2 separate regions of the Homo sapiens genome follow, and region 2 is linked to region 1. Evidence: read pairs that join two places in POLR2A ChIA-PET (ENCODE). Cell type or tissue: B cell. All regions are shown on one strand. Each heading gives the region's core, and the rest is flanking DNA. Links, peaks and the distances in the headings are about the cores only. Region 1 holds the start of PI16 (peptidase inhibitor 16). Region 2 has its middle 30 kb from the start of FGD2.

Evidence for each region. ChIA-PET counts read pairs that join two places held together with the same protein. Peaks named below come from ENCODE experiments on the same cell type or tissue, not always from the same donor. Only the 100,000 strongest peaks of a DNase experiment are listed, where the experiment ranks them.
Region 2: POLR2A ChIA-PET joins it to region 1 with 5 read pairs; 2 of 35 experiments call an interaction of 5 or more read pairs at or near these places.

What each region holds. Positions count from the first base shown.
Region 1 is chr6:36,952,732-36,958,106 of GRCh38, forward strand. PI16 (peptidase inhibitor 16) reads left to right here and starts at 2,007. Exons shown (of 7, transcript NM_153370.3): 1 at 2,007-2,200. The coding sequence starts at 2,030. In B cell, for the core only: no CTCF peak of the experiment used is centred there; DNase peaks (open chromatin) are centred at 1,682 and 2,600; H3K4me3 peaks cover 1,743 bases; H3K27ac peaks cover 334 bases.
Region 2 is chr6:37,032,729-37,038,103 of GRCh38, forward strand. No RefSeq gene overlaps it. Among named protein-coding and RNA genes, the nearest start is that of FGD2, 30 kb to the left of the region's middle. In B cell, for the core only: no CTCF peak of the experiment used is centred there; no DNase peak of the experiment used is centred there; H3K27ac peaks cover 1,197 bases.

The sequences.
Region 1 (5,375 bases), core at 145-5,144:
TAAGACTTCCAATTTTGTTCTTTTTCAAGATTGTTTTGACTATTTGGGGTCCTTTGAGATTCCATATAAATTTTAGGATGGATTTTTCTGTTTCTATAAAAATATTATGATTTGCATTTCAATAGGGATTGCATTGAATCTGTAGATTGCTTCAGGCAACATTGACACCTTAGCAATATCAAGTCTTCTAATCCATGAATATAGGATGACTTTCCATTTATTTGTGTCTTCTTTCACTTTGTTTGTCAACACTTGTGATTTTCAGCGTACAAGTCTTTTGCTTCCTTGGTTAAGTTTATTGCTAAGGGCCAGGCGCAGTGGCTCACACCTGTAATCCCAGCACTTTGGGAGACCGAGGCGGGCGGATCACGAGGTCAAGAGATCAAGACCATTTGGCCAACATGGTGAAACCCCATCTCTACTAAAAATACAAAAATTTGCCGGGCATGGTAGCAGCTATGGTGGGCAGCATGGTGGGCAAGTAGTCCCAGCTACTTGGGAGGCTGAGGCAGGAGAATCACTTGAACCCAGGAGGCAGAGGTTGCAGTGAGCCAAGATCATGCCACTGCACTCCAGCCTGGGTGACAGAGCGAGACTCCATCTCAAAAAAAAAAAAAAAGTTTATTGGTAAGAATTTTATTCTTTTTATTCTTTTTCATTGCTTTTATAAATGAAATTGTTTTCTTAATTTCCTTTTTGGATTTTTCATTATTAGTGTATAGAAACAACTAATTTCTATGTGTTAATTTTGTATCCTGCAACTTTGCTGACTTTATTAATTCTAATAAGTGTGTGTGTGTGTGTATGTGTGTGTAATCCATCTTGGTTTTGTTTTTATTTTTACTTGGAGACTCAGGCAGGGACAGGTTTTCTTGTCATCTTCCAAAGCCTGTGGGTAGACTTTTTCTAGGTCCCTATTCATTGAAGAAGCAGGCTTCAAGGATCCCAGCTGTCCTCAAGAGTACTGGTTCCAGCTTCCTGCTTCATGAACCGGTCATGGCCCCTGCAAGGTCAAGGTCATTATAATGCCAGCACCTGACTGCTAAGGCTATTTCCCTTCCAATACCTTCCCCTCAGAGCTCCTGGTGCATCAGCTCATTCAACCTTCTGCTTTTCTGCTCTCTCTTGATTTAAGAAACAGACACATTATATTTCTACATAGTTAGAGCACAGGGGTCCCAGCATCCCACTTCCAAATGAGCATGTCAAGCACATGCATTCAGAGAGGATACCTGGAAGCCAAAATTTTGCCATAGTGAAAGGCCTTATTCCTGAATACAGCTAGAGTGGGGAAGACCTTGGCCTCTCCCCCCGCAGGCAAGAATGTTGCCTCCACAGGGGGCTGGTAGCCTGCTAAGGCCCAGGCCACATGAGTGGGTTGTCTACTGTTACTGAGGGCCTACTATGTGCCAGACACCATACTAGGTGCTTTACATACATTATATGTCATTGAATCTTCCCTCTAGTCCTGTGAGATAGGTACTATTATTGTCACTGATTCACTTGAGAAAGCTGCCAAAACACAGATAGCAAGGGGCAGAACCAGGATTCTGATTTAGGTTGGCTCAGCCTTTTATCAAATACATCTGGTCTTCCTCTGTCCTTTCAAAAGCCTATAGCTTCCTCATCTTGCCCACTCCTCTGTGGGTAGGGTCTGTGGTTTCCTTTCTCTTATCTATCTTCAACACACAGTGGGTGTGACCTGGGTGCAACCAGTCACAGCTCTGCAGAGGTTACTGTGATTTTGCCCCTGAAGGATCTGTCCACAACTTAGGAACTCACACAGCTTTTGGCCTGAGCCCCCGTTACCAAGAGAAAGGAGGTTTTTGCCAAGGACTCCAAGGGGAGTGCACTTGATGCTGGTCGGGACCCAAAGCGCCCAGCCCTCCCTGAGACATTGTGTGAGTCGGGCTGGGCCTCAAACACGGCCCCCACTGCCCCACCCCAGCCAGGGTGGTGCTTGTGTGGGAAGGACTTTAAATCCAGCTGCCAGACCCCTGGACGGGAGAAGGAGAGACGGCTGGCCACCATGCACGGCTCCTGCAGTTTCCTGATGCTTCTGCTGCCGCTACTGCTACTGCTGGTGGCCACCACAGGCCCCGTTGGAGCCCTCACAGATGAGGAGAAACGTTTGATGGTGGAGCTGCACAACCTCTACCGGGCCCAGGTATCCCCGACGGCCTCAGACATGCTGCACATGGTAAGTGTGGCCACGGCCCTTGCTGGCTGGGATGGAAGGGGTGCTGGCCAGGGTCTGTCACCAGGCTCTCTTACCCTGCTCCTCATGCTGAAGCTATTTCAGAATTCCTCTCCTTTTTCTGGTCAGTGACAGAGTCCCCGAGTCCCTGACATGGTATTACATTACTTTAAATGGCAAAAACCACAATTACTTTTGCACCCGCCTAATAAAATTCACAGGCCCCTATAAGCAGCCTCATAATACAGATAAGGAAAGTGAGGCTCAGAGGGATTTGTTGGGGTCACACAGCTGGTAGAGCCAGACCCAAAGCCCTGGCTTCCCACTCCAATGAGCTTTCCCCAGCACTTCCTCAAATGCATGTGCCCTCAGTGGGGGAACCCGGGAAGTTCTTAACACCTTTGTGAAAACGGTCTTTCACATGCCTGCCAAGGAGAGGACAAGAGGAAGCAGGGCAGCAGGATGGGCGTGGGCACGTGGAGTAGGAGGCAGGTGCTAAGGAGGTGGGTGACAGCAGGATCCAGAAGCAGAGAGGGCTCTGGATCACACAGTCCAAATTCTGTCTCGGTCACCTACAAGACCTATGATTCGAGGCAAGTCCTGTAACCTTGCCGATCCCGTGTCTCATCTGTAAAAGGCGGTCAGAATTAGAGCTACGTATATACCAGTGTGGATTGAATCTCACAGATATCATACTGAATGGGGGAGGAAATAAAATCTCTAAAAAATACACAGTAGGATCTCTTTACATGAAGTCTGAAAACATGTAAAAATACTATTTATGTCCTGGTGAAACACGCAGATGTAGTAAACATTACATGTACATGCACACAGGAGACAGAAGCCAGATTTAGGGTTGGTTACTTCTGTCAGGAAGAGCTATTTATGGTAGGGTGAGAGGCGGGCTGTCTATATGCAGAATTAAAGGAGATAAAGTGAGAAATTCACCCACTTCCTGCCCTCCCTGAGGGCTGAACTAGCTTGTCCCCTCCAGCCACCCTCAGGTGACTGGGGAGGTTGCTGGGCAGTGTTCAGGGACCCCTGGAGCTGGTGCCTGAGAGAACAGATGCACCTTGGGGAACATAACAGTGAGCCTGGGGCCCCAAACCTAAGTTCTAACCTCAGCCTAATGTGATCTGGCTGAAGTAACTCTGGGTGGACCCCTTTCCCTTCAAAGGCCTCTGTTTCCAGATGGAAACATGGGGCTGGCGATCCCTGCCCTGGGCGTCAGACAGGATGACACGTAAGAAAGATCTAGGAAGAGCTCTGCACACACCCAGCACTGCCGTTCACAGCTGTGCCAGCCTGCACATCGAGGAAAGGTGGACAACAAACCAGGCGTCACAGATGCAGCTCTGCCAACAGCTCCCTGATTGAGGCCTGTGACTCATTGTTGGACTTCAGTTTCCCCACCTGTAGATCCCTGATGCCCTACAGTCTTGCTGGCTGAGACTGGGGGCCACACAGGCTGGGAGCTGCTTCTCAGACAGAGGTGCGCCTTGGAGTGGGGCAACATTCTGGGAGGCAGTTGGGATACTGAGGGGATATGCTGCTGCCTAATGGGGAGTGACATGAGGAGGAGGAGATGAGGCTGGGGCTGGGATGCCAGGAAACATTCAGGACAAGACTCAGGTTCAACCTCAGCAGTGGTGAGGGCAGGGACTCTGCAGCCAAATGGCCTGGGTTCAAATCTTAGCTTTGTTACTTATTAGCTTTGTGACCTTGGCCAAATTAAACTCTCTGTGCCTCAGTCTCCTCATCTGTAAAATGGGGATGATAACAGTGGGATAATTCCCTTGTAGCTACAGTGGTTGTAGGGTTAAGTGAGTGAATATGTGTAAAGCACTCAGAAGAATGCCTGGCACACAGTAAGTGCTCAGTAAGTGTCTGATTAACACAAAAGAGGGAATGGATCCAGGGTGAGGCAGGTGGGGGTTATCATGAACTCTTCCTTCTCTCTCAGCCTCCAGAGCTAATCAGCACCAGTTTTGCCACCCCGAAGGTTCAATTGTCCTTGAAATCTAACCCTTACCCCTACCCCCTTCTCTTTTCAGCACAATCCTGGTTCAGGTTTCTTTCATTCTTCCACACAAGGACTCCTAGGATAGCCTCTACCTGTTCCCCAGCTTCTGGCCTCTGCTGTCAGAATGAATAATCCAACACATGGGCCTGACCCTGCTCAAAATCCTTCAGTGGCTCCCATGGCTCCCTACTGCTTCAGGTTAAAGCTCCAGCTCCTGACTGAGAAGGTTCTGTGTGTTCTGGCCCCTGCCTATCTCTCCATCCTCCTCTCCCGCTTGCCCTTTATTCTTCTGTCACCTGAACAGCTTGTCTTTTCCCAGCCAAAATGTTTCCCAGCTTCATGCCTTTGCTGATGTGTACCTTCTGATTAGGATGCCTCTCCCCTCCAGCTGACTAATGCCTCATCTTTTAACACTTAGCTTGGTGTCTCCCTCTCCACCTTTGGCTGGGCTAGATGGCCCTCTTTGGTGCCTCTATAGTACTTGTGGCACATCTGTCATTTACCATGTGGTGGCCCAAATGACTTTTATGTCAATGGAAATTTGGGCTTCTTGGTTCCTGCTGTTGTCCCAGGGCTGACACAATGCCCAGGACTGTTGAATGAATGAATGAATGGACTTGCTTCTAGATGGTGACCATGTGGCCAATGTGGGTGGGTGCTGAGAGTCTTACAAACTCCACAGGGGGCTCTGGATGACTGACTGAGAATCCTTAAGACCAAAGCAATGATGCTAATGGTGGGGCTCCAGATATCTAGTCAGAATGGAAATTACAGCCAGGCTCTGTAGGGGTAGACTGCTTTAAGAAGGGCCCTGTCTCAGTCATCAATAGTTGACAAGTATCTGTTGAGCACCTACTATGTGCCAGCACTGCGCCAGACACTGGGGATCCATCCATGCCCTACCGTGATGGCACTTACAGTCCAGCCCGGCACCTCGCAGGTGATCTCAGACACCCTGACCCTGGCCCCCAGCGCCCTGCCCCTTTCCCACTCCCAGTCTCCCACTGTTGCCAGAGTTGAGAGAATCTCAGGGGCCAGTGATTTGGGACAAAAATGTCCAGAGAGGGAAAGATACTCACCCAAGGTCACAGCTGTGGAGCTATCCCAGCCAGGTGCACCCATCCCCATGCCAGGCAGCGGCTCCTGAAAGCCTTG
Region 2 (5,375 bases), core at 142-5,141, 80 kb after region 1:
TCCTGAGTAGCTGAGACTACAGGCGCCCGCCACTGCGCTGGGCTAATTTTTTTGTATTTTTAGTAGAGACAGGGTTTCACCGTGGTCTCGATCTCCTGACCTCGTAATCCACACGCCTCGGCCTCCCGAAGTGCTGGGATTACAGGCGTGAGCCACCGCACCCGGCTTCTATTTTATGTTTCTTAGATTAGTGTCCTGTCTCCATTTTTGGAGGGCAGAGAGTTGGTCTTTTGTTCACTGCTGTTTCCCAGTGCCTGGCCCACAGCCAGTCCTCAATAAAAATCTGGGGACTGGCTGGGAGTGGTGGCTCACAACTGTAATCCCAGCACTTTGGGAGGCTGAGGCGGGCAGATCACATGAGATCAGGAGTTTGAGACCATCCTGGGCAACATGGTGAAACCCTGTCACTACCAGAAAATACAAAAATTAGCTGGACATGGTGGCACACGCCTGTAGTACCAGCTACTTGGGAGGCTGAGGCAGGAGAATCGCTTGAACCTGGGAGGCGGAGGTTGCAGTGAGCCGAGATGGCACCACTGCACTCCAGCCTCAGTGACAGAGTGAGACTCTGTCTCAAACAAAACAAAACAAAAGATCTGGGGACTGACAGAATGAATTGTGTGACTCAGACACGACAAGGCCATCACCTCGTACTTACTAATCATCGCCACCACTATGTCCATGAGGTCATGGGACTTTCACATCTTTCCACTTCCCCAGCATGACGCTCTGTTATTCGTCTCTGTATCCCAGGGCTTAGCATGTAGCAAGTGCTTGAAAAATACCCTCTGGCCTGGATTCACGCCAGCTCTGCCCACCCTCCAACACAGTACATTTTCATTTTCTTCCTTGAGGTGACTGGAGGTCAAAGAGGTAAAATGATGTGTCCAAGGCACGTAGCATTCCTGTGCACTCTCTCAGGGACCGGGACGCAGGTCTCCAACCTCTGACAGTGACCCCACACCTTTGTCCTCACCTTACTGCCTGTCCCGCCCTCATGGCTTGATACCAGGACCTGCTTCTTTTTGAAGATGGCCACAATGAGAGTATTTCCACCATGGAAATTGGCAAACATGAAAATTGGCATGTCAGCCCCTCTGACCTGTCATCCCCCAACAAAGAGCTAGTTGTTCCATTTTTACCAGCACCTCACTGGACAGGGAGCCTGGCATTCTGGGGAGACTGAGGGAAGCCATCTTAGCTCACATAGCCCTGTCTCGATCTTACAACCAGACCACAAGCCCCTCGAGGGTGGCCAAGATGCCTTATCCATCTCTTTTCCCCACTCCTGTCCTCACTCTCTGTCCTGGGCTTGCTGCCAGCTAGATTTGGGCCTAGGGAAACACTGAGCTTCTTCAGGTTGAAGGCCAAGGTAGGGGTGAGGGCATCTTCCTACTGGTACTGCTGGCCTGCCCTGGCCTCTGCCTGGCCACCGTATTCCTGTTCTTACTGCCTGGGGGAGCTGAGCACTGACATGCTAGAGCCATTTCCACCTCTGAACTGTTCTTCTCACCCTCTTCTCTCTATGATTCTCAGATTTCTCATCTTTGCCATTATCATGTCTCACTTTCTTTTTTTCTAGGAATAAAAACAAAAGTTAATTTTTGATGAGCACTTACCATGTGCTTTCTTTTTATTGGCTCATGTAATCCTTATACCAGCTCCATTGTACAGAATGAGAACAGAGAGGCACAGAGAGGTTCAGCAACTTGCCCAAAATCACACAGCTGGTAAATAGGGAAGCCAGAGCTCAGTCTAGATGATCCGAGACCTCTCTGGAAAGCAGCAGTGAGCACATCAGACTTAGAATTGTAAAACATGGGTTTGAATACAGGCTCTGTCACCTCCTGTGACTTTGCTGTCTAGGTCTCAGCTTCCTTCCTCATTCACAAGGTGGGACGATGAACATGCACCCCATCCATTCATAGGGTCATTTCAAAGTCAAATTATGTAACAGGCGTAAAAGGATATTGAAAATGGGAAAGTGGGCTGGACGCGGTGGCTCATGCCTGTAATCTCAGCACTTTGGGAGGCTGAGGCAGGCAGATCACTTGAGGCCAGAAATTTGAGACCAGCCCGGCTAACATGGCGAAACCCCTTCTCTACTAAATATACAAAAATTAGCCAGGCTGGTGCATGCCTGTAATCCCAGCTATTTAGAAGTCTGAGGCAGGAGAATCACTTGAACTGGGGAGGCAGAGTTTGCAGTGAGCCAAGTTCATGCCACTGCACTCCAGCCTGGGCGACAGAGCAAGACTCCATCTCAAAAATTAAAAAAAAAAAAAAAAAGAAAAAGAAAAGAAAAGAAAAAAAGAAAGAAAGAAAGAAAAGAAAATGGTAAAGTGCTCAGCAAATGAGTGGATTATTAGTATATGGTTCTGTTTTCCAATTTTGATTTCCTCTCTTGCCTCTCAGAAGAATTCTTTGTCTGCTTCTGTTGTACCAGCATGCACAGTGCCCAGCAAGCTCCCAGATGCAGAGGCGATCAGGCAGTGTTGACTTCTCTTCCTGTGTTCTCTGCTGGGCTCTAATTTCTCTGATTTTTTTTTTTTTTTTTTTTTGAGATCGAGTCTCGCTCTGTCGCCCAGGCTGGAGTGCAATGGCACAGTCTCGGCTCACTGCAACCTCTGCCTCCCAGGTTCAAGTGATTCTTCCACCTCAGACTCCCAAGTAGCTGGAATTACAGGCGCATGCCACCACGCCCAGCTAATTTTTTTATTTTTGTAGAGACGGGGGTCTCACCATGTTGGCCAGGCTGGTCTCGAACTCCTGACCTCAGGTGATCCTCCCGCCTTGGCCTCCCAAAGTGCTGGGATTACAAGCGTGAGCCACCGTGCCCGGCTCTAATTTCTCATGTCTTTCAAGGAGACTCAATTCACCTCTCCTTTTCTCTTTCCATCATCAAGCCCAGACTCAGAGAGTGGGTGGGTTCACCCCAGCAGGCTCCTAGTGCTCAGACCAACACCAGTACTGCCACTCCTTGAATGGAGTCAGTACATGAATACATCTTAGACGTTTTAATGAAAGCCAGTTGGAAGTTATGCTTCACTTTCTAGAAACAGGCTTGAGTAAACTTTTTAGAAACATATTTATTTTTGTGGAGCAAGGCAATATATCCTGGTCTGACTTTATTTTTAAAATTATTTTGGGGGGTGGGGGTAAGGGGAGGGAGAGCATTAGGACAAATAGCTAATGCATACAGGGCTTAAAACCTAGATGACGGGTTGATAAGTGCAGCAAACCACCATGGCACATGCATACCTATGTAACAAACCTGCACACTCTGCATATGTATCCCGGAACTTAAAGTAAAATAAATAAACACATAAATACATAAAATTATTTTTAATATACAATAATCCCTTGCTATCCATGGGAGATTGGTTCTGGGAACCGTCCCCCCTCCACCGCAGATACCAAAATCTTCAGATGCTCAAGTCCCTGATATAAAATGGTACCATATTTGCATGTAACCTATGCCCATCCTTCCACATACTTTAAATCGGGGGGGGGTCCCCAAACCCCAGACCGTGGACCAGTACCAGCCTATACCTGTCAGGAACAGAGCCACACAGCAGGAGGCAGGCATCTGGCAAGCTAGCATGACCGTATGAGCTCCCCCTCCTGTCAGATCAGCAGCGGCATTAGATTCTCAGAGGCGCGCAAACCGTATTGCAAACTGAGCATTCGAGGGGTCTAGGCTGCGCGCTCTTTATGAGACTATAACGCCTGATGATCTGAGGTGGAACAGTTTTATGCCCCGGTCAATGGAAAAATTGTCTTCCACAAAACCAGTCCCTGGTGTCAAAAAGTTTGGAGATTGCTGCTTTAAATCATCTCTAGATTATTTATAATGTCTAATATACTGTAAAAAATATGTAAATAGGCTGGGCATGGTGGCTTACACCTGTAATCCTAGCATTTTGGGAGGCCGAGGTGGGCGGACCACCTGAGGTCAGGAGTTTGAGACCAGCCTGGCCAACATGGCGAAACCCCGTCTCTACTAAAAATACAAAAATTAGCTCGGTGTGGTGGTGCGCTCCTGTAATCCCAGCTACTGGGGAAGCTGAGGCAGGAGAATGGCTTGAACCCAAGAGGGGGAGGTTGCAGTGAGCCAAGATCACGCCATTGCACTCCAGGCTGGGTGACAGAGCAAGACTCCATCTCAAAAAAAAAAAAAAAAAAAAATAGCCGGGTGTGGTGGCAGGCACCTACCTGTAATCACAGCTACTCAAGAGGCTGAGGTAGGAGAATCACTTGAACCCAGGAGGCAGAAGTTGCAGTGAGCCAAGATCATGCCATTGCACTCCAGCCTGGGTGACAATAGTGAGACTGTCTCAAAAAAAAAAAAAAGTATATGTATACGTAAATAGTTGTTAGGCTATATTGTTTAGAGAACAATGATTTTTTTTTTTGAGACAGGGTCTCACACCATCACCCAGGTTGAAGTGCAGTGGCCTAATCTCGGCTCACTGCAGTCTCCATCTCCCAGGCTCAAGTAATCCTCCCACCTCGGTCTCCTGAGTAGCTGGGACTACAGGCACATGCCACCACATTCAGCTAATTTTTTTGTATTTTTGGTAGAGATGGGGTTTTGCCATGTTCCTCAGGCTGGAAGAATAATGATTCTTTTTAAAGTCTATATGTATTCAGTACAGATGCAAACACCCATTTTAAAAAATATTTTTGATTCATGGTTGGTTAAATCTGTGGATATGGAACCCACAGATATGGAGGGCTGACTGTATTTTATCATGTCATTAGAATACATCACTTTTTTTGAAGCATAATTTAAAATAAAGTGCATAGAACTTAAGTGTATGGATTGATGACTTTTCATGTGTGTTCACCCACGTAACCATCAAGATCCAGAATGAAGGCTCAGAAGACGTCCAGGGCCCCGGAGGGCTCCCTTGTGCCCCCTCCCAGTCAGTACCCACCCCGCAGTAGTGATTTAATTTTGGATAGGCAATACATTCACATGGTACAATTCAAAAAGTACAAAAGGTAAACTAGAAAATCTCCCTCCCATCCTGCTGCCAGAGACCCATTTTTTGGAGGGGTGGAGGAGAGACAGGGTCTTGCTCTGTCACCCAAGCTGGAGTGCAGTGACACAATCACGGCTCACTACAGCCTTAACCTCCCCGGCTCAAGTGATCCTCCCACCTCAACCTCCTGAATAGCTGGGACTACAGGCGCACTCAGCTGTACCTGGCTAATTGTTTGTATTTTTTGTAGATACAGAGTCTCACCATGTTGTCCAGGCTAGTCTCGAACTCCTGGGCTCAACCCATCTGCTCAGCTCAGCCTCCCAAAGTGTTGAGATTACAGGTGTGAGCCACTGCGTCCAGCCTCAGACACGCATTTTTTCTCCC